Regions from separate parts of the Homo sapiens genome. Here region 1 is linked to region 2. A link is a loop called in an ENCODE intact Hi-C map of the cell type or tissue named here. Cell type or tissue: heart left ventricle. All regions are shown on one strand. Each heading gives the region's core, and the rest is flanking DNA. Links, peaks and the distances in the headings are about the cores only.

What was found. Peaks named below come from ENCODE experiments on the same cell type or tissue, not always from the same donor. Only the 100,000 strongest peaks of a DNase experiment are listed, where the experiment ranks them.
Region 1: it touches region 2 in a loop (2.1-fold over the local background); 5 of 110 quality-filtered maps call a loop at or near these places.

Annotation. Positions count from the first base shown.
Region 1 is chr6:105,504,549-105,514,817 of GRCh38, reverse strand. No RefSeq gene overlaps it. Among named protein-coding and RNA genes, the nearest start is that of PREP, 110 kb to the right of the region's middle. In heart left ventricle, for the core only: a CTCF peak has its summit at 4,683; no DNase peak of the experiment used is centred there; H3K27ac peaks cover 1,026 bases.
Region 2 is chr6:105,595,587-105,605,855 of GRCh38, reverse strand. No RefSeq gene overlaps it. Among named protein-coding and RNA genes, the nearest start is that of LINC02836, 32 kb to the left of the region's middle. RefSeq lists enhancers at 3,883-4,462, 3,834-5,033. In heart left ventricle, for the core only: no CTCF peak of the experiment used is centred there; a DNase peak (open chromatin) is centred at 4,095; H3K4me3 peaks cover 955 bases; H3K27ac peaks cover 1,529 bases.

The sequences.
Region 1 (10,269 bases), core at 887-8,886, 91 kb after region 2:
ATGGTGGCATGAGTTACGGTCATTTGAAAATCTAAAACTAAAGCAGTCCTTGGTTCTCTTCCTCCATGCTTTCCTTTGTCCTTTTTAGAGGTGGAGTGGAGGAGCACGATGTTACGCCAAAAGATTTTTCTACTGTTATAATAGTCTTCCAGCCTGTTTACTTGTTCAGGGCACATTGTCACCATGTGACAGGACGTGTGGGCTCTAAAAGGACAAAGTGTGTGGATCCTAGCCAGCGGGGTCAAGAAAATACTTCATAAACAAGGCTGTAAATAACATCTGGGCTGTCCAAATACAGGAGGACCTGGTAGCTTTCCTTTGGTTGTTGTTTTGTTTGGTCATGGCCATCTCCCTGTAGATCCAAACAAGTCAGAGAGCCACAGTAACAGCCCCAAATTACTTCAGGCTAATTCTTGTTGCCGAGACTATATGGCAGGCTGTCAATGGGAAAACCAGACTCTCTGCAGAGTGAAATGACAGGAAACCAATGAATCATAGCATCGAAGAAGAAAGCCAAAAGATCAGATTAATCAAGATAAAGACTTTGAACTGTGAAGGGGAAATAAAGCTTATAAACATTTTTTATCTCAGGGTACAGAAAATATTTAATGAGAAGAAGAATAATAATTGAATTTTTTCCTCTAAATACCTCAAGCCAAAAATTTTCATGTAGATATTAGTCAACGTATGCATCCAGTACTCAATTTTCTTTCTTCTGCAATTGATTTGCAGATTATTATAAAAACATCCTTTATCAGTAGAAATGACTTGAAATAAAAGATAAATATGATTTTTAATATCTTGAAGGAAAACTACATTGTAAATATGCACTGCAGAAAACTCTGCCTTGGCTACAGGTGCAAAGTTCCCAGTTACCTCAATTATTCACATGATGCTTGCATCTTTGATGGATGGCATAACCTGTTCAGAAATCAGGGTGAGCTCTGCTCAGGCCACCCTTACAAATGAAGGTAAGTTTGAAGGGAAAAACAGTGGGAAGGACCTTCTATGGTGGCTTCTCCCTTTCTCTGTTTCAAAGGGGAGGCCCAGGAAAAGATCTTTTGCCAACATCATCCTGAACCTCTACTCAGCCATTGTTAGAATGACAGAATTGAAAAAGAAAAAAAGATGTCGTGATGGCTAGACTGGGAAGGGCTCCAGCTCCCCGCCACTGGCTGCAGATGCCATCTAGCTGTGTCTGTGGAAAGATCACCTAGGTGCCCCAGTGAAAGATCACCCAGGCATCAATGTCTGGGAGCCCTGTTCTGAGAAAAGGTGCCACAAGGGCGGCTTTCTTCACCAGTGCTCTGGAAGCACTATTTTGTCTCTGATTCAATTCCTTTCAATGGATACTAATTGAATAACTACTATGCACATTGTGAGGTGACAAGGGAATAGCACTGGACTTGGAATCAGGAAATCTGAGTGGATAGCCAGGTTCTATCACTGACCACCTATGACTGTAGGTCAACAACTTGGTCTTTTTCTCAATGTGTCTCTCCATCTGTGAGATGGGTTTAATGTGAGCACTAAATGCCATAAAGCTTGTGCTGCTACATGGCCAACTGTTACTTTTCTTCCTATCTTCTGGATTTGCTGTTGCAGGAAACATAAAATCAGTTTAAGTCAGTGTTGTGGCTCTCTGTGGAGAGATACTAGCCTAACTCCTGGGAGAATTTTGCACATGTACCTGGAGATGACATGAGGGACCCACCCTAGGGCTGTGAATCCCGATCTCTGTGGTCCAAGCAAGAATATTTTTGCTCCCCAAACTTCCCAGGTGATTCTGCAACATTCTACTGCAAAGCTGGCCTCAGTCTTCCTGAACCCCACAAATGCTGGCATTGTCACAGAGATTCCTGAAACGTAAGACCTTATAGGCATTCCAAAAGTTATGTTACACCCAATACTTTAGAGTTGGGGGACTGGATATAGGGAAAGAAAGAAAGGGAAGCTTTCCCCTTAACCTTCTCTTCCACTATATAATATATGAGCTCTGACCACAAAGCTCACATAGCAATTTTTGTTTTCCTCTTTCATGCTACAAACCCCTTTCTACTTTGCATTGGAAATTATATATAATTTATTCTCTCCATGGATTACCTTGTATTCCTCAAAGTGCTTGGCACATGACAATGAGAAATCATTGTTGAGGTGAATTGATAGGTGAATGAATTCAACAGTGAATTCAGTCTTCTCAACTTCTATACCTGCTGAGACCCAAAAGGAAGGGGGTGATTGGACTAGGAAGAGAAAGGCAGTGTCGGTATCTCTGAAGCTGCCTTGACCAGAAACAAAGCATTTTTGACTCATGAGGGACCATTTCCCCAGGGATGAGAACAAGTGCACCTTTTCCTGTCTCTCCAAGCAAGAAACGAATGCTGAGATCTTGAAATGCCTTGCTGTGCTCTGCCAAACTCACAAACACACCATATGAGATGCTGATGAAATACTTTTAAAGAAAAGAAAAACTGGCCGGGTGTGGTGGCTCATGCCTGCAATCCCAGTACTTTGGGAGGCCAAGACAAGTGGATCACCTGAGGTCAGGAGTTCAAGACTAGCCTGACCAACATGGCAAAACCCTGTCTCTACTAAAATACAAAATTAGGTGGGCGTGGGGGCAGGCACCTGTAATCCCAGCTACTTGGGAGGCTGAGGCAGGAGAATCACTTGAACCCGGGAGGCCAGAGGTTGCAGTCAGCCAAGATCACCACTGTACTCCAGCTGGGGCAACAGAGTGAGACTCTGTCTCAAAAAAAAAAAGAAAGAAAGAAAGTAAGAAAAACCATAATTGAAGTGGGTTGTCCTCCAGTGACACTTAGTGCCCCCTAAAAATCTAAGCGACTGTGGTCTCAGGCTTTCAGCAGGCAGGTTGCTCTTGTCTCATGCATGCAATTCTGTGTGGTGGAGAGCTAGAATAGGCTGATAAGCAGAGTTTATAGTGAGGAGGTTTCTAAAACCAAGAAAACTGTATAAACATAGAAAACTAAAAGAGGAAGAATCAACAGAACCAAGAGCTTATTTGTAATGTCTCATGTACCATGTGGGAGGCTTCCAGGTTTGAGTCGCTTATTTGAAACCTATCTTGCTGAGGGCATATATTAAGGTGTATTCTCCAAATCCATTGTGGGGGCATCATTTCCAACAGCCAGGCAATTTCAAGGCCAGGTTGGCCAAGATATCTTGGTATTTCACAGTGGAACATGTTCTTTGAAATGCAAGAATGAAAAGCAGGGTCTCAGGTGGTGAGTATGGAGGGTCAATCAAGTGAGTATGGAGGGTCAATCAATTACTGTTAAAGTCCTTGATGGGGTCTACACAGATCTGCTGTTATTGAGGGAATAACTTCAGTTGGAACAGGTAGCAGTCACTTAACCTGTCAATTGAGCTGTTTAGATGAGTGGCTCACAAGATTCACTGCCAACCTGAATTAAATGTAAGTGTACACCCAGACTGTTTTCAGCATCACTTGCACAAATATATATATTTCCACCTCCACCTCTGAAGAAGCCAATTCAGTAGGACTATGATAAAAGAATAAATACTTTTAAAGGTCCTGATATGATTCTGGGGCCCAGCTAGATTTGGGGAACAGTACTCTCCATAATTAATAGAGTGTAGGTGTAGCCCAGGTATGGAACAACTCCAAGGCATCTTTGGAGTAGTTACCAAATAGGAAGGGCATTTCCATTCTTCAGTGCATTTTTAATATTGAGAAACACTTTAGGTAGTGAGTTAAATTGTATGGAAATATTCATGTGCTCTACACACACACACACACAGACACACACATATACTAGTGATAGGAAAAAATCTAGATTTGATTCATCCTGTTGCTAGCCAAATTCTTTCCATCCACTGAACTTCCTCAGAGTTCTTTGAAGTCAACAATTACTTTGTTCTCAGAGGAATCATTCTGTGGCAAGGAAAATGTTGAAAGCTTAGCAGTGGTATTAGGACTTTCCCAATCTGAATCATTTCAAAATATTTATCTGCATTTTGTTTATTCTTTTTCAGTATTTAGACTTCACTCTTTCTATTAACCAAATCTACTGATATTAGTCACTTGGAAGGCATAGTAAAGACAGCAAATTTGTCAGTGTTGATAACAAAAGGCAGCTACCAATAACTGATTTCCTTATTAATCTACGCTGTCCTCTTTCAGAAGCACAGGTTTGGTGACTGAATAGAACCTTGAGCATAGAGCCTGAAACAGAATCATTTCATAGTAAATATGAACTATAATTTGCATTATTCTTCTTTCATTACCTCATTAGCCAGCCCCACTCCTCCTGACAGATTAGCAGCAATGTACTGAGGGAATATTTTACACACATCCTATTCCTATCTTTTAGCATTACTGTTCTCTGACGTCCTGTTCTGCCTGTCATATGTTTGTCCCTGGCACTTACAGAGTGAGAAATCTGGGTAACATCTCTTTATAGTTGAAACAAGTGGCTTTTTTAACACTTTTCTCTTAGATTCCCCGTTGACAGGAAACCATAGACACTAACGTCAATTTCCTATACTGCTGGAGTATCTCAGGACACAGGGATTGCACTTTTCATGATCCCTCTTCTTTCTGCATAAACCCATCCTCGCAGAGATGCTCACTGTAGTGTCTGAACACACACTGACCCCTAACTGTGGGCGCGGCTGCTCCCACCCATTTCGACTCCACAGCTCCACTCTGTGGCCCTCTCTCAGCCGGGCCCTCCAACTCCAAAGGATACTGAATCATTGCATTACACCCAGTCCAGATCCCAGTTGGTAGCCTCTGTGTTTTTCACTATGTAATGGATGAAGTGTTGATATTTATAGAGGCTTAGTTATTGATAACCCAAATGATAAGATCACTTCAGTGTCTCCCAAATCATTTCTGTTCCTTCAGTGAATGCTTCCACTGGATTCTCTCATCACAGCACATCATCAATCAGCCTCTGCAATCACAGGGAAATTCACAAAGCCAGAGAGTGTGTGTGTCTGAGCCTTTGCAAGAGATACGCAAATTACCCCAAAAAGGGACATTTTAAATCTGTTTTTCTTTTAATGGCCTTCCACCTCCCCACCCCACACACACACACATGCACACACACACACACACACACACAGCTTCTGTTTTTCCAAGAGCTTTTGAAATTTTGCTTGGCTTATACCCCTGAGGCCAGTAGACAGGAAATGAGAATTGGATAGGAAAGGAGTTGAAAACATCTTTTGCAAATTTTTTGTTCTGTGGGGTATGATAATTTTCCGTCTAAAATGTTTTAAAAATAGATTTACCAGGAAATATTGTTTTATATAGGACTGCCATTCTTTAACATTTATATATGGTTATTATTATCGCTACCAGTTAAAATCACCATATTAATAACCTCTTGAATAATGACTTTCATTTGACCACCTGAAAAGTTTAGAAAATACTGAGATAAATTTCCCTGCAGTCTAATTTTAGGGATGATGTTCTAAGAACAGTCTTATCCTATTGAAGGAACATGTCCCATAGAATTACAGTAATTGAAGGGGCAGATTTTTTTAAAACCCTTAAATCATTCGCTCTTTTAACTTCACTTACTATAAAGGAATACTGTCAAATGATTTTTATCTAAACACAGCAAATGACCCTTCTGATTTTATTTAAGATTTTTAGATTTTCTAATTCCCTTCATCTTTGTTATCAATTATGCATTTTCTTCCCAATCTATATGGAAAAAACAAGATAAAGACAATGTACGGAGTTTTTCCATAAAGATTTGTTCTTTAGTTTGAGTTTATTTTCTACTTACTATTTTTATGTTCAAATGTCTTTCTTTTTTGAAGTTATGAATATGATAAAAAATGATTATTGTTCTCATTTGACAAAATTAAAAGTTGATGCTTCCACATTGGTCCCCAAATTTAATTTTGACATTTCATTTCTGAATGAAATAGAAAACTCCTGAAATAAGCATCTGCCTTTAGAATTCCGCGAAGACAGAACACCACTAAATGCCACCATAGTGACTGCAATAAGCCAGAGCACGTAGGGATGCCTGCTGCAGACTTTGCCGCTATAACTTAAGAAATAGATTAGGAGACTGTTGCTGGTGTCCCAGAGGTCATAATTCTTCTTCAGATATTTCAAAAGGATAAGGTAATTAAGTTAATAATCCCTGTTGTTATAAATACTAGATGTGGCATTGTTCATTTATTGCCTTCTAACATCCATGATATCGATTTACACAAGAATAACTTGGGGGAAGCTCTGGTATTGAAGACTCTAGAAAAGAACTAGGATCAAAGACTCCTAGATTAAAGGGTTGATTTAGGATAAATGTTTAAAGGCATAATGTGAACAACACACTTATTTCAAATGAGAAATCCCTGGCTTACCTAAGGTTCTCTCTGGTGACAGGGATTTCACTTCCTGTAAAAACAAAACAAAAATGGATGCATAACTGAGTGAAGTAAATTGTTACTTGTGCAACTAACATAAAAGTGCTTGTATTTAGATACCTTTAATTTACATTTAAAATGCAGTTTAATAGTTAATGTAAGTAGGGCCACACAGGAAGAAAAAGTTGACCTCTCAATATATACATGTTTAAATAACATGTATAGTTAATGTGCATATGTTTTGCAACCCTAACAAGTGCACTTATCTATCTGTTGTATTTTGAGATCATAATATTTAGTGTCTATATCTGGCCTCTTTTGAGAAACTCCCAAAGTACAATTTAAATAGCTAGATGGCCCCACTTCATAAACCACAGACATCCAAATGAGCATAGTCTCATAGGCTCAAAGAAGACAAATTGGTATGTGGTCAAAGAAGAATTTTAGTAAAACATGAAAATACAACCTATGCCAACTGTGCAGTATTTTTGCAAACTACTGGTTGTCAGTGTCATGTTATATGTAACAACTGCTATGACAAATGGCTGCTGAGAAACTTCTGGAAAAAACAAAAACTTTTGCAGAATAGTAGAATTTCAAATCTATCAGCCAGGTTGACGTAGCAGGATCATTTCATAGACCATTTCTTTAAGTCTCAATTTTCCCACTTATGTCCTATTCCCTGGGCAATTTGCCAAACCTACTACCACTTTCCAAAGGCCCTGGGTGGGTGTTTGTGTTTAGCATCTGGCACTGAGAAGAATCTGTCTTCATACCTCTGTGATTGTCCATCATGCCCTGCAATTAAGTATGCTCTGTTCTCTTCCATATTCAACTTTTATTTTAGATTAATTAACATATAGAGTTCTTCCATAAGAAGGGCCACAGACTATAGTCCACAGGCCGAGTACACCCTACCACTTGTTTTTGTAAATAAAGTTTATTGGTCCACATGGATGCCCACTTGTTTATGTGCTGTCTATGGATGCCACAGTAGTTGAATAGTTGCTATAGAGATTGTATGGATACAAAGCTTAAAATATTTACTATCTGGCCCTTTACAGAAAATGTTTGCTGACCTTTGGTCCACAAAGAAGAAAACAAATGTTATAGGAGGCAATTATCCATCACATGGGTTTGGGTGCTAATTCCTTATGATCGAACATTGCAAAAGAATATTTGATTTAAAGTCATTGCCTTTCAACTCACTGAGAAAAATATGCAAAGACAGATGCCTATCCATGTTTATTTATTATTTTGTTTTTTTTAGTAGCTGGAGTGCAGTGGTGCAGCGGTGTGATCTTGGCTCACTGAAACCTCCACCTCCGGAGCTCATGTGATTCTCCTTCCTCAGCCTCCCAAGTAGCTGGGATTACAGGCGCCTCCCACCACACCTGGCTGATTTTTGTATTTTTAGTAGAGACAGGGTTTCACCATGTTGGCCAGGCCAATCTTGAACACCTGACCTCAAGTGATCTACCCACCTTGGCCTCCCAAAGTGCCGGGATTACAGGCGTGAGCCACTGTACGCAGCCCCACCTTACTTTTTAATACTTGATCTTTGTGTAGATTCACAGTATGTGCTGAAGGAAGAGGAAATATTTTGAGCAAGCATGATCAGTGCTGAAGCAGACATGTCTTTGGCAAAATGTGAAGAACCCACCTTTGGTGTCTTTTCACCATCCCTTTTCTTCTGCCATCCTCTCTACCCCTCCTTTGTCCTTGGCATACTCTGGGTCCTATCCAAGTTCCTCTTGTATCTGGCTTAGCTCTCAACTAATTCCCACAGGACTCTTATCTGATAGTGACTTTGGTGTTACTCTTCCCATGGTATTTGTATTTTAAAGATGAATTTCTGAAGCTGATGAACTATAGCCAAAAAACAGAGCTTGTCAATCGGGGCTGACTGTATTGGTTACTGTCATGCCAAGGTATTGATTGCCACTGGGCAGCCCATGGGCCAGTTTCTTCCCATTGGCCGCCTTGCCTCCAGAGGCAAGGAGCTTCTGTCAGGATGACACTCCAACATTACTTGCTATCATGTCATGAAATAAAAAAGATTGGGAAGCATTCACCTCCAGGAATAAATCATTGTGTGTTTCATTTACCCCAAAGGTAACCGATCTTGGGAAATCAGAGTTAATGATGACCACTTCATATTTCCCGGAAAGTTTGAAGACTCTGTTTATAAGTAAATCAATAGTCTATAGATAAAATTAGATGAAGGAGTGTAAGTTTAGGTCACTTAATTCTCAATCAAGAATAAAGTCAGGTTTTACTGATTAACTGATCAGGACTGTATACTGAGTATAAGAATGTAAGCTACACCTCTGTTCTTTTCTCCTGTATCCTCACCACCTTACCCAATGCCTGGTCCATACAGGGAGATTAATATTCTATGATCACACTACCTCTAATGTGATCCATGGACCTGCAGTATTGTCATTACCTGAGAACATGTTAGAAATGCAGAATCTCAGGTGCACCCTAGCCTCCTGAGTCACAAGTTGCTCTTTAGCAAAATCCTTTGAGGGATTCATATGCACTAAAGTTTAAGAAGCACTGGGTAGGAGACCAAGTGAGACTAGACCCTCCAATGAAACTTGGCTGTGCCATCCGAAATTTAGAAGATGTGAAATTAAAAATAAATGTTTTAGGAAAGATGAAAAAAACAACAAAGTGAACATAAAAGGGAAAAGTGTTGATGTTGTTGTATTGTTTGGTAAACATCTATGAGGGCAGAGTGCCATTTTGTAAACTCAGTCATCACCGGGACAGGCTTTATGTACCACATAGCAGATGGTCAGGCCTACAAAGAGTTAAGCAGAAACCCTGACTTGGTCTCTAACTTGTATCATGTCCTTTAAAATACTTGGAGGGGTGAAACCTTGATGTGTCAAGCTTAGTTTAGGCTCTATTTTTCCTGGCAGGGAATTTCATTAGCTTAATGCTCATGTGGGGGGTTCTGCGCTTACAGCCGGAAGGCTCAGCAGGACACAGGGTTGGTTTAATGAACCATGCAAATCTCAAAAGTGGAGCCCACTCCTGGAATAGAAAAACGCACCTGATTCTTAGACTGCCTTATCATATGGCCAAAAGGAAGGATGATCTTCTCTATGGTTTTGTGAATTTTTAGGTGCTTTCTGTCAGGCCACTCTGACTCCCAAAGGAAATAATTTTTAAAACCATTGCCAAGCCAAAATGGAAGGTGGAATTGCCTAATATTTTAGAGAAAAGAATCACACAACTCTATAGAATATGAGGTATAACTTACAGGCTTGGCTTTGATCCTTTGCCATCTTTAGAAATAAATGTTTCTGGAGCCAGAGGCCAGAAATAAACACCATGTTTTATCCACAGGGAGAACCATATTCTGCCCTGTCCCTTATACACAGTAAAATGCTTTGAACTTTTCTGGACATCATTAGGGATGTGTAAAGCCAACATTCTGACTCTGTAAGAGCATCACGGGACATCCTTCTTTTAGATTTACTCCCATGGAAACAAATGCAGAATCCAACTAAAGGGAAAAAGTCAAGGTGGCCTGAGGTCACAGGCATCCTTGTGGAGAGCTGGCAGGCCCTGCAGCCCTGTATTTGGACTTGGCTAGAGCTAGTCCCTGCACATGAATGAGTCAAGGCATTAAGAGCTGAGCAGAGACAGAGCAAGTGGGATGCTAAGGAGGAGAGAAGAAGAAAAGTGGAGAGAAAAAGCAGCTAGAACCCACAGTCTACAAGTACAAGGCAGCACAAAGTTTCCAAAATCTCTCTAGATATCTTGGCAGGGTACTGAAGGCACTCCGTAGCCTGTCCTTAACCCTCCTGGCCAGCCTCAACCTATGCCATGTTCTTTGGCAGTGCAAGTCATTGCCCTGCAATTTCCTTTTCAGTCCTTTCT
Region 2 (10,269 bases), core at 751-8,750:
AACAAGTCCCCTTGGGCCTCTTTTATAAAGACACTAATTCCATTAATGAGGTTGGAGGCTTCATGACCTAATCACCTCTCAAAGGCCTTACCTCTTAATATCATCAATTTGGGGGTTAGATGTGAACTTTGCAGGGGAGAAAAACACTCCAAACATTGCAGTTACTATGCTCCAATATTCAAGTGCAGTGAGAGCAAAGCCTGCAGGACTAGGGGGCCCACAAGGGGCTGGGCAGCTTACCTACCCTGATGGACAGTGTGCCAGGGAAGGATGTTTGGAGAAGGCAGTATAGGAGTTGAATTTTAATGGATAATCAATAGTTAGGCCAGCCAAGAGAAAGGGGAAAATGTCTCAGGTAGAGAGGGCAACAGAAACGAAGGCACAGAGGTGACAGAGATCATTTAGCATGAGGAATGCAAACCTATTAGCATAGGATGCCCACAGAAGCGTGGGACTGAGCCTGGAGCAACAGGCAGAGGTGACACTGAGAGTCTTAGTTGGACTTCATTCTGTAAGGTGAGAAAAAACTCCAAAAGGTTATAAACGGGAATGACATAATAGGTATGGGTAATATATGGATCACAATTTGACAATGGTCCAAAAAGATAAATTAATGGAAGCCAATGAGAGGGACAATTTAGCAGGGTACAGACATCATCCAGGTGAGAGATCCTAGAGGCCTAGGGTGGGTCAGTGACAGCACAAATGGAGAAGGGGGCAGGACTGGAGATACATTTTGAAGAGTGACATGGACCCATTTGGATGACAACCAAATTCAGTGTCCATTTCTACATTGGGCCATCTGATTTTCCCCATGTGAACAGCAGAAAGAAAACTTTACCAGCTCTGTGTTCACAGATCTATGTCTTTAACATGATACTTACTTATTTTATACATTTGTACAAACACAAACTATTATTTTATTATGATGTGCAAGTTGAAAGAAGAACATGGATACCCTGCATTCCAAGAGGATCTTCATTGATCCTCATCAACTTCGGAAGCTGTTAACAAATTATGTCCAGTTCTCACTTTGTCATTTCTCATTCATCCTAATAGTGCTTTTGTGCAGGGGACGTTTGCACCATTCAACAGGACTCGTGCCATCCACCACACAGGTTTTCAGTTTTCAACAGAGAGAGCCTGTTCACAGCCAAGAATAGCAACAAGTCACTTCAATTTAGGCATCTGCAACTCTGTGTGTAAATAAGTCAGCAGCAGAAAATTGAGTTTTCTTATGAAAGGCAGATGCTTTTAAAATTCAAGGGGCAAGTTCTTGACACAGCAAAGGGGGTGACATTGTCCCGAATTATCTGGAAAGAACTGATGGCTGTTGGCAAGGGTTGGTCAGTCTGGGAAGGCAAGGGTTCCACCAGGGAATCAGCAAGCTGCCTTCAGGAAGCTCCAGAGGGAAGTCAGGTTGCAGTTCCAGCTAGAGCTCTGCTATCCAAACGGCATTTAAAGGGATCTGTGATTTACACAGATTTATGTAAGACTGAAGATACTTTATGAAATTTGTTCCTACAATTACATTTCCTAGGAATTACTAGGGATTAGAAAGTCACTATTCTCAGACACTCTGCCGCATAGTTTTCTGTAAACAGTTTATACAGAAATAAAGGAGAGGGAATGATCAGTTGCCAATTTGTGCAAGCTGTTCTGTGCAGAGTCTCACTATGGCCAATTCCTTGTGATTTATGTGCCAACTGCCTGTAGCCAGCTGGACAACAGTCATCCTGACTCTTTAGTGCTTTCAGAACATTTTAAAAGTAAGCCCTAATAAAAGGCTTCCTTTCTATTATCCCTGTCCTTTGGGATAAGAAAAATTCCCCACAGAAATTGTACACATTTTGCAAAAACCATAAATCCTGAGGGTGACATTTTAATGTCCCAAAGGCAATGCATGATAAATGTCTCTAATAAGTTAGAGCCTTTCTGGGATCCGTTGACCTTTGAAGTCTCTCCAGTAGATAGGTTTTGTCTCTTACTCAAAGCTACCATATATTGATTTTAATTTCTATTAACCCCAAAATTATGATCAAAAGTCTTCTGAAATGTTATTTGGGTTTTTTAATGCCCTGAAATGATGCTCAAATTCAGTGACATGAATCACTTTCTTTTTCTAGCACTAGAGAATTAAAAACCAACTATCACATTAGAAACTGTTTGGTGAGGAAGAGTATTATAGGATGCATATCTTAAATAAATTGTAATTTGATATATTAGAACTCAAATACACACATTATTTAATACTGTTACTGATATATTTCAGCTTACACATGCATGCACACAACTAGTTTTGTAGTTCACTAAAAGAATCCCCTAAGAATCTAAGATTCTTTATTAATAATCTTACTAATTACTAAGAATACTTGTTCTGCTATCAAAGTTGAATTTTCTAATCCAAAGAAGATAAGATGTATTTTATTGATTGCTGGTTTAGGGAGAATTTCAGCAGCACCAAGGGCTGCTGACCTCTTTGGCCTCTTTATTCCCTCCCCAGCCATGTACGTGCACTCCCCTATAGACTTTGGGGCACCAAATTTTTACCATGCTTAGGAATGGGACTCACCATAGCATGACACCTCTAAGTGGAAGTTCACATGGAGATCCTGACATCGAATCCATCAAAGAAAGCTTCTCATGTATCCGTCGAGCGTCTGAGGTCTGGGGATAACTGTTCTCCCAGAGGTTTTCTGACTGGGGCAGAAGACCCTCAAGACTTCCATACGGAGTGTTTGCAACATGTCAGGCAAAATTCACACAGGGATACGCAAGACAGACATGATCTCTGCCGTCCTGGAATGGGTCTTACCTTGAAGTTAAATGCCCTTTGGCCCTAACTGAAAGAACATTTTAATACCAAATTTTAAAAACTGAGCTACAGAACTATATAGTGCAATTCCATTTATGTAAAAAAAAAAAAAATACACAGAAGTAAACAAGTACATATGCGTACCCTTGTGTATGTTTTTGCAAGATTCCAAAGACCACAGTGTTACTGTGGGGTGGAGGACAGAAGGAAAGCACTTTTATTTTTAATAAAGAGTTCTCTGTGTTCTTTATTCTGTGTAAACCTATATAATTTTTAAAGTCTAGTTTTAAAAACTAAACATGATATCTTTATAAACAAACATGGAAAAGTAGTTGAGTAGAATAAAAAAGCAATTTATTAGTATATCAAGGAGATTCTATTCTCATAAAAAATAGATACATAGATAGTTAGATAGATAGATAGATAGATAGATAGATAGATAGATAGATAGATAGATAGAGCGAGCATCTGTGGGGAGAAAACTGAGGATATAAAGCAAATTGCTAATGAAAGTTATTCCTGGGGTTGTGATGAAAGGGAAACCCTCTTGTTTTCTATTACACATTTCTGTAACATTTGACTATTTTTTCAATGAGTATGAATTGATAATCAGAAAAAAACAAATTTTTAAAAATAAAAAATATTGCGATATGTTCTATGCCAAACAAGCTCAGCTAATTTATCTTCATTTAGGTGATAAAAATATCTTATGAAACATTAAAGAGAAAATATATATATATATATGTACATATATGTACATATGTATTTGTTGGTAAAAGGCTGCAAGCATAAACATGGACCCAGTCCTAGTTTTTCCAAATCCTCATGATTCTCTTACACCCTTTAAAGCTCTAAACGAGAAGGATTTCACATAATTCTTCAGGGTCAGTTTGGAGCCAGTCCCTCTGTGAGGTGTTCACAAGGGAAGGGCCTGGGTGAGGTGTGGCCCAGCAGCGGGCATGTGGACCCCAGAGAGGGGATCACTTGACCTTCCTCTGTGCCACCTTCCCAGTGATACCTCTAGGAAAGGATATTTATTTAGGCTGAGGAAAGAAGGTTCCTTTCTGTTTTTAACTCTTCAGCTTGACCTTGCACCCCAAAACTGTTGCCATCTTTTGAACCTCATCGACATGTAGCAAGCAGATTCAGTTTCATTTTACTCTCAGAGCACTCATTTGAAGGTTTTCATTTTGAATTGGCCCGAATCTGGGTCTCAGTCCCACACACAGCAGCAAGCTCTTGCATGATGGAGTTCGCCTTGGCAGGCTTGTCTGTACTTTCACTTCCCACCCAGATTCCTGAGCACAGACCAATGGGAGATTGCGTCAGCTTTGCCAAGGCAGACCAATGAAACAATCCTGAAATCCCCTTGGTGACACAGCATATGTGAAAGACTGTTTGTACCATATCGCATTGCTAAATTTAGAGACAGTCTGAGAAGAGGCAAAGAGAATGCAAGGACTAATCAATCCAAGAATACAGAAAACTTGCCTAGGCCAGTTAGTTAGTCTCCACTTATTTTGTAAAGCAGAGAGAGGAGGTGTTCATTTCAACCTCAGCCAGTTGCAACAAAGTCCTTGTTTCCATAAAGTTACTCTGGAGAAGGAAGTGCCTTCTAGGTGCTAGAAGCTGATGTCTGCCAAAAGCCCACACAAGATGTAAGCCGGGAAGAGTAATTGGTACCCTGAAAAACAAGCCGGTTATCCAACTCTCAGTTACTGACAATATCATGTGAGTGCTTATATGAGGGCAAATAATAAGCATGCACATAAAATCAAGAATCCCTAAAGGGACAAATATCAATAGCTAAAGTATTGTTTTAATTGTACTGAGGACATCATTTATGTTATTAATGAAGTATTTAGAGCACAGGCATCAGAGGGACCCTTAAATTCATGTTCAGAAATCAGACCCTTAGGATACGTTATCTCATAAGTTGCTGAAGTTTTAAATGGCTTTGACAGTGAAACCAACTAGAGCAACATTATCCACTTAAGACTGCTTGATATTTTAGAGGGTGTCATAGATTCTCTTTTCCAAGTAAAGATGCAAAAAAACTGTCTGGCCATGTTAACTAGCATTCGCTTTTAGAACAGCCAGTCTTCTCCTGAGTATCTCCAGATATTTTTATTTATAGAATGGTTTTCCCACTCCTTCTGAACTCTGGGACTCAAGAGCTACAATTTAAGAGGGTGTTCTTAAAGCTTTTCACAGTTTGTCATCTCACATTGCTTCACCTGATGAGGAGTCGATAGATAGCACCTCAAAAAGGTAGAAAGAAGCACAGATAGGGATTGGAATACACATGACAAAGGAGAACACAGAATGGAATTCCAAAACGCTTTGGGAGACCTGGAAATCCAAGTTATTCTGAGAGAAGACTGATGAAAAGGAATGCATACAAGCATAAGAACACCCACAAAAAGTAGCCCAGTGCTTAGTGACTGGGTTGCTCTTTCCCATCTACCAGTCAAGAAGGTGCTGTCCCCGGTTGAATACGTATGTACTGAAACAGAGGATTTCACATTCCAGAACCCATAATTCATCTCTGACTTAATCTCGAGCAAAGCATTGACGTGAATTACACAAACAGGAAAAAAGGTGGAGCCCAAATAGAAGAAAAATAAATAGTTCTATCAGTACAAAGGAATCATACAAAGAATCATCACAATAAATTTGATATAATTTTATAGCGTGTGTCTGTGTATTTAATTTTTATAACCAAAGAGATAAAGCATAGCAATTTTATCAATATCCCTTAATTTTTTTTTGGCACATGATTCTTTGAAAAATCAATCTACTCTGAAGTATGGATTTTCAGAAATATCCCTTTGGCATTGTTCTGATTTGCCTTCTCTACCCCAAAGTCCCTAACAATCAAAGACTGGGGTTTCATTTGTAGTTCTGTTGCTTTAGACACATATTTAAAATTAGAAGCAACCAGTGAATGAAATGAATTTGCCAATTTTTAAAAAATGCCATAATTCAAAATATGAGATGAGTCAAAGGGAGGCATTGCCCAGAAAGAACAGACACACATATGCAACACACACACACACACACACACACACACACACACACACACACAGTGAAAAGAAAACTATATCATTAGGCAAGTTTGTTCACTTTCCAACAACAAATGAGTCATTCATCAGTTCCTATGCCACATGTATTACAGGACTTGAGTGTAAAATAGTATTTATCTTTCAACAACAACGAAAAGCCCCTGAGGTCTCACATTACCTCAGTTTTCCTTTACGTGTCTAAATGTACTAAGTCAGCTCTCTCCCTTTCTAATAGCTGATCTGGGGAACTTGAATAGACAAGAAAAAACAGCCAATTGTATTTCTGCTTTACACAAATAACAGCTACAGTTGCTCCCCTTGCCCGAGGCCCTTTCCCCTTTCCCTTTCACTGGGAGCTAGTAAATAAATAAATACATTTTAAGAAATAATGACTCAAAGCCTCTTAGAGAGCCAGGTGTGGGCCAAGGTGCTGCCTAAAACTTTAGAAGAAAGCTTCTAGAAAAACACAGCACATAATGACCCAACAGTTGCCTCAGGGAACGCCCAGCAGCATTATTTTGGGGGTCTGCTGGTTCTGTTTTACTTGGGGAAGGAGCTTGGTAAGGTAAACTTTTCCTGTCAGACCTTTAAGCTTTCTGTTCCCATGTGGTCTGTGTGACCTCACAATCTCTGGCTTCTGGATCAAAAGATCTGAATTTTATGTTATTAAAGTACACAAAAGATGAATAAATGAAGAGATATATCAGCTTCATATTTATTAATATATATAATGCAAAAATAGAATGTGTCCATACTGGTCAATTGTGTGGGATGTACACTCATATTTGTTATATTATCTACTACACCTTTCTATATCTTTTAACTTTTAAAACAAAGACAAATCAATAAAGGGAGCTTCACGTTTCTGTAGAAAAAAATGCTATTTCACTTCATGGATCCATGAAATAAAGATCATTGTATTGTTTCTCCATAATAAAAAGTTTGCCATGAGTATTCCATTCCTAGAACCAAGACAGAAGTTATTCATGTGGAGTGACTGCCAAATATTTGCTGTTTGAATAAAATCAAGTCTTGATCATAAAATAATCAAGTCTATTTAAAAGTACCTAAAGAAAAATTGTACAATAGGATTTAAAAAATCAAATAACTACTAAAATGAAAAAAAAGGAAATCTGGGTTTTAGTCTAAGTTCTGCTGCCAACTTATTATCTGATCTTAGGCAAATGTCTTGCATGCTTCCTCTGGGTCTCAGTTACCTTATTTTAAAAGTGGAGATGATAATGCCTTTTAACTACTGCACTCAGTTTTTGTGAGAGGAAAATGGGATGTGTAAAACTATCTTCAAAGAACAAAGCACTGTTTGAATGCTAGGTAGTTTCATGAAAAAATATGGCACTTACTTCGGATTTCCTTCTCTCACATTTGCTATCAATAAAAATGAGGGTAAGATTGGAAGTAAAAGTACATTTGCAAGAAGACATAAAAATGGTCAACAGGTGTTTGCAAAGGTGCTCAACAGCACTAATCATCAGAGAAATGCAAATCAAAACCACAAGGACCTGTCACCTCATACCTGTTGGGATGGCTACTATGAAAAAGACGAGAGATAACAAGTGTTGGGGAGGATGGGGAGAAAGAAGAACCTTTGTATCCTGTTGGTGGAAATGTAGACTGGTATAGCCGTGGTGGAAACCAGTGTGGAGGCCCCTCAAAAAATTAAAAATAAAACTACCATAAAGGCTGGGCAGAGTGGTTTACACCTTTATTCCCAACACTTTGGGAGGCCAAGGTGGCAGGATTGCTTGAGGTCAGGAGTGCATGATCAGCCTGTATAACATAGCAAGACACAGTCTCTACAAAAACAAAACAAAACAAAAAAACTAACTGGGTGTGGTGGCATGTACCTGTAGTCCCAACTACTCAGGAGGCTGAGGCAGGAGGACTACTTGAGCAGAGGAGGCTGCAGTAAGCTGCGGTCATGCCACTGTACTGTAGCCTAGGCAACAAAGCAAAACCCCGTCTCAAAAACAAAGAAACCAAACTACCATATGACCCAGGAATCCCTCTTCTGAGTACATGCCCAAAGTAAATGAAACCAGCACCTTGTAGAGATATCTGCACTCCTATGTTCTTTGCAGTGTTATTTACAATAGGCACAATATGGAAACAACCTGAGTGTCCCTTGACAAATGAATGGATAAAGAAAATGTGGCATACAGATAGAGATGGATATAGGTATAGATAGATAGATAGGTATATAGATATATAGATGTAATAGAATATTATTTTTGAAAGGAATTCCTTTAAAAAGGAGATCCTGCCATTTGCAACATGTGTGAAACTGGAAGACATTATACTAAGTGAAAGAAACCAGACATAGAAAAATATGGCATAATCTTTCTTACATGTAGAATCTTAAAAAATAAAAAAAGTCAAATACATAGAAGACAGAATAGAACAGTGATTACTAGAGGTGGCAAGGGTTGTGGGAAAGGGGGTGGAATGGGGAGATGTTGGTCAGAGGGTATGAAGTTGCAGTTACATGAGGAAGTCTAGAGATCAAATGTACAGCATGAGGACTATAGCTAATAATATTGCATTGTATACTGAAAATTTGCTAAAAGAGTAGATTTTAGGTGCTTTTACCACACACACACATACACAAGTAATATGTGAGGTGATAGACATGTTAATTGGCTCGACTTGTAGTTATCATTCCAGTTTATATGTATATCAAAATATATAGAGGCCGGGCACGGTGGCTCACATCTGTAATCCCAGCACTTTGGGAGGCGGAGAAGGGTGGATCACTTGAGGTCAGGAGTTCAACACCAGCCTGACCAACATGGAGAAACCCTGTCTCTACTAAAAATACAAAATTAGCCAGGGTGGTGGCGCATCCCTGTAATTCCAGCTACTTGGGAGGCTGAGGCAGGAGAATCGCTTGAACCTGGGAGGCGGAGGTTGCAGTGAGCCGAGATGGCACCATTGCACTCCAGCCTGGGCAAAAAGAGCGAAACTCCATCTCAAAAAAAAAAAAAAAAAATATATATATATATATATATATATATATATATATATATATATATATGTATGTATATACAGGTTGTATATCTTAAATATACACAATAATATTTTTCAAGTGTATTCCTGATCTACACACTGCCAATTATAGTGCAATGGCCACCTGGGAACTTAATGAGTCTTATATGATGCTCATAATCCACTTTCCTACACACAAAAAATTCATTCTCATAAGTCTTTATCCTAGAGGGACTTCCTGTTTCCACGTTGGAATTTTAATTGCACGTGCCATCCAGATGGCAAAAGGCAGAATGTCCTAGAAGTGTTTGATAGATTTACTTTAAATGTGATTTTAAGTGTGTGGTATTCAATGTCCCCTACGCACATTCTAATTCATAGTCTGTTGAATTGGAAGTTGCCCTAACCACATTCCACTGAGTACCCGTCACATACAACAAACTCATACTAAATCCAGCTTTGTTAAACTGTTATTCAATGGGCATTTCAATCACAGACATAGTAAAGTATCCTAGTTCTCAGCTGAGAACCACAGTCAGTTATAACATCCTGGGAAAATAGTCAATTTCATCTGTGATTCATGTTGGAATAATGCAGTGCTTTCTAGTAAGAGATTCCTTGGAGCTGTGTCTACAGTTTAACAGCAGACAAGTTTTACAAGAACAATTTGCTAAACAAAAAGTCCCCTCATAACTTTTGGAAACTGAGTTTGCACAAGTATATTTGAATAGCATAGGCATTACTGAAAGGTGGCCAAATGTAGTGCAGTAATCTCATATCAATTTCCAGTTCTTGAATAACAATATTCAAAGTTGAGGTTGAGATTCCGCTGCTTTCAAATGTAGTTTTTTTGTTCTGAGTTGATCTATCTTCCTCCCTGCAGTTTATCACATTTCACATCCTGAGAATGGAACCACTGATCTCCACTGACATTTTTAATGATATTGGTAGTTTTTGAGATGCTTTATGTCTCATGACTAAGCAGCAGACTTAAATATACAGGCATTGTGGACCAGATTTCCTGTCTTCCCCTGAGATGCTGTGAAAGTTGAGGCAAATGATATGCTACACCCATACCTCAATGTTCCCATCTGTGAAATAGAGGAACAGTACTGATCTACAACACAGGGCCTTTCTCTATCTTTAGGAAGAAAATGTTTACCAGTAGAAAGTGATACTATATTATTAAATCAAAATATTTTATGTTGGGGGTGAAATATTTGTGGAGTCAGTTCTAGCATTTTTGGCACTTTCATTTAGGAGAAAAGTCTTTATTTTAATATAAAAATGTATCATTTAAAAATTCATAGAAAAGAAAAGCATGCTTTTTGCGGTATTGAAGTAACACATAACTGTCAGGATTAGGAATCTATCTATCTATAGAAA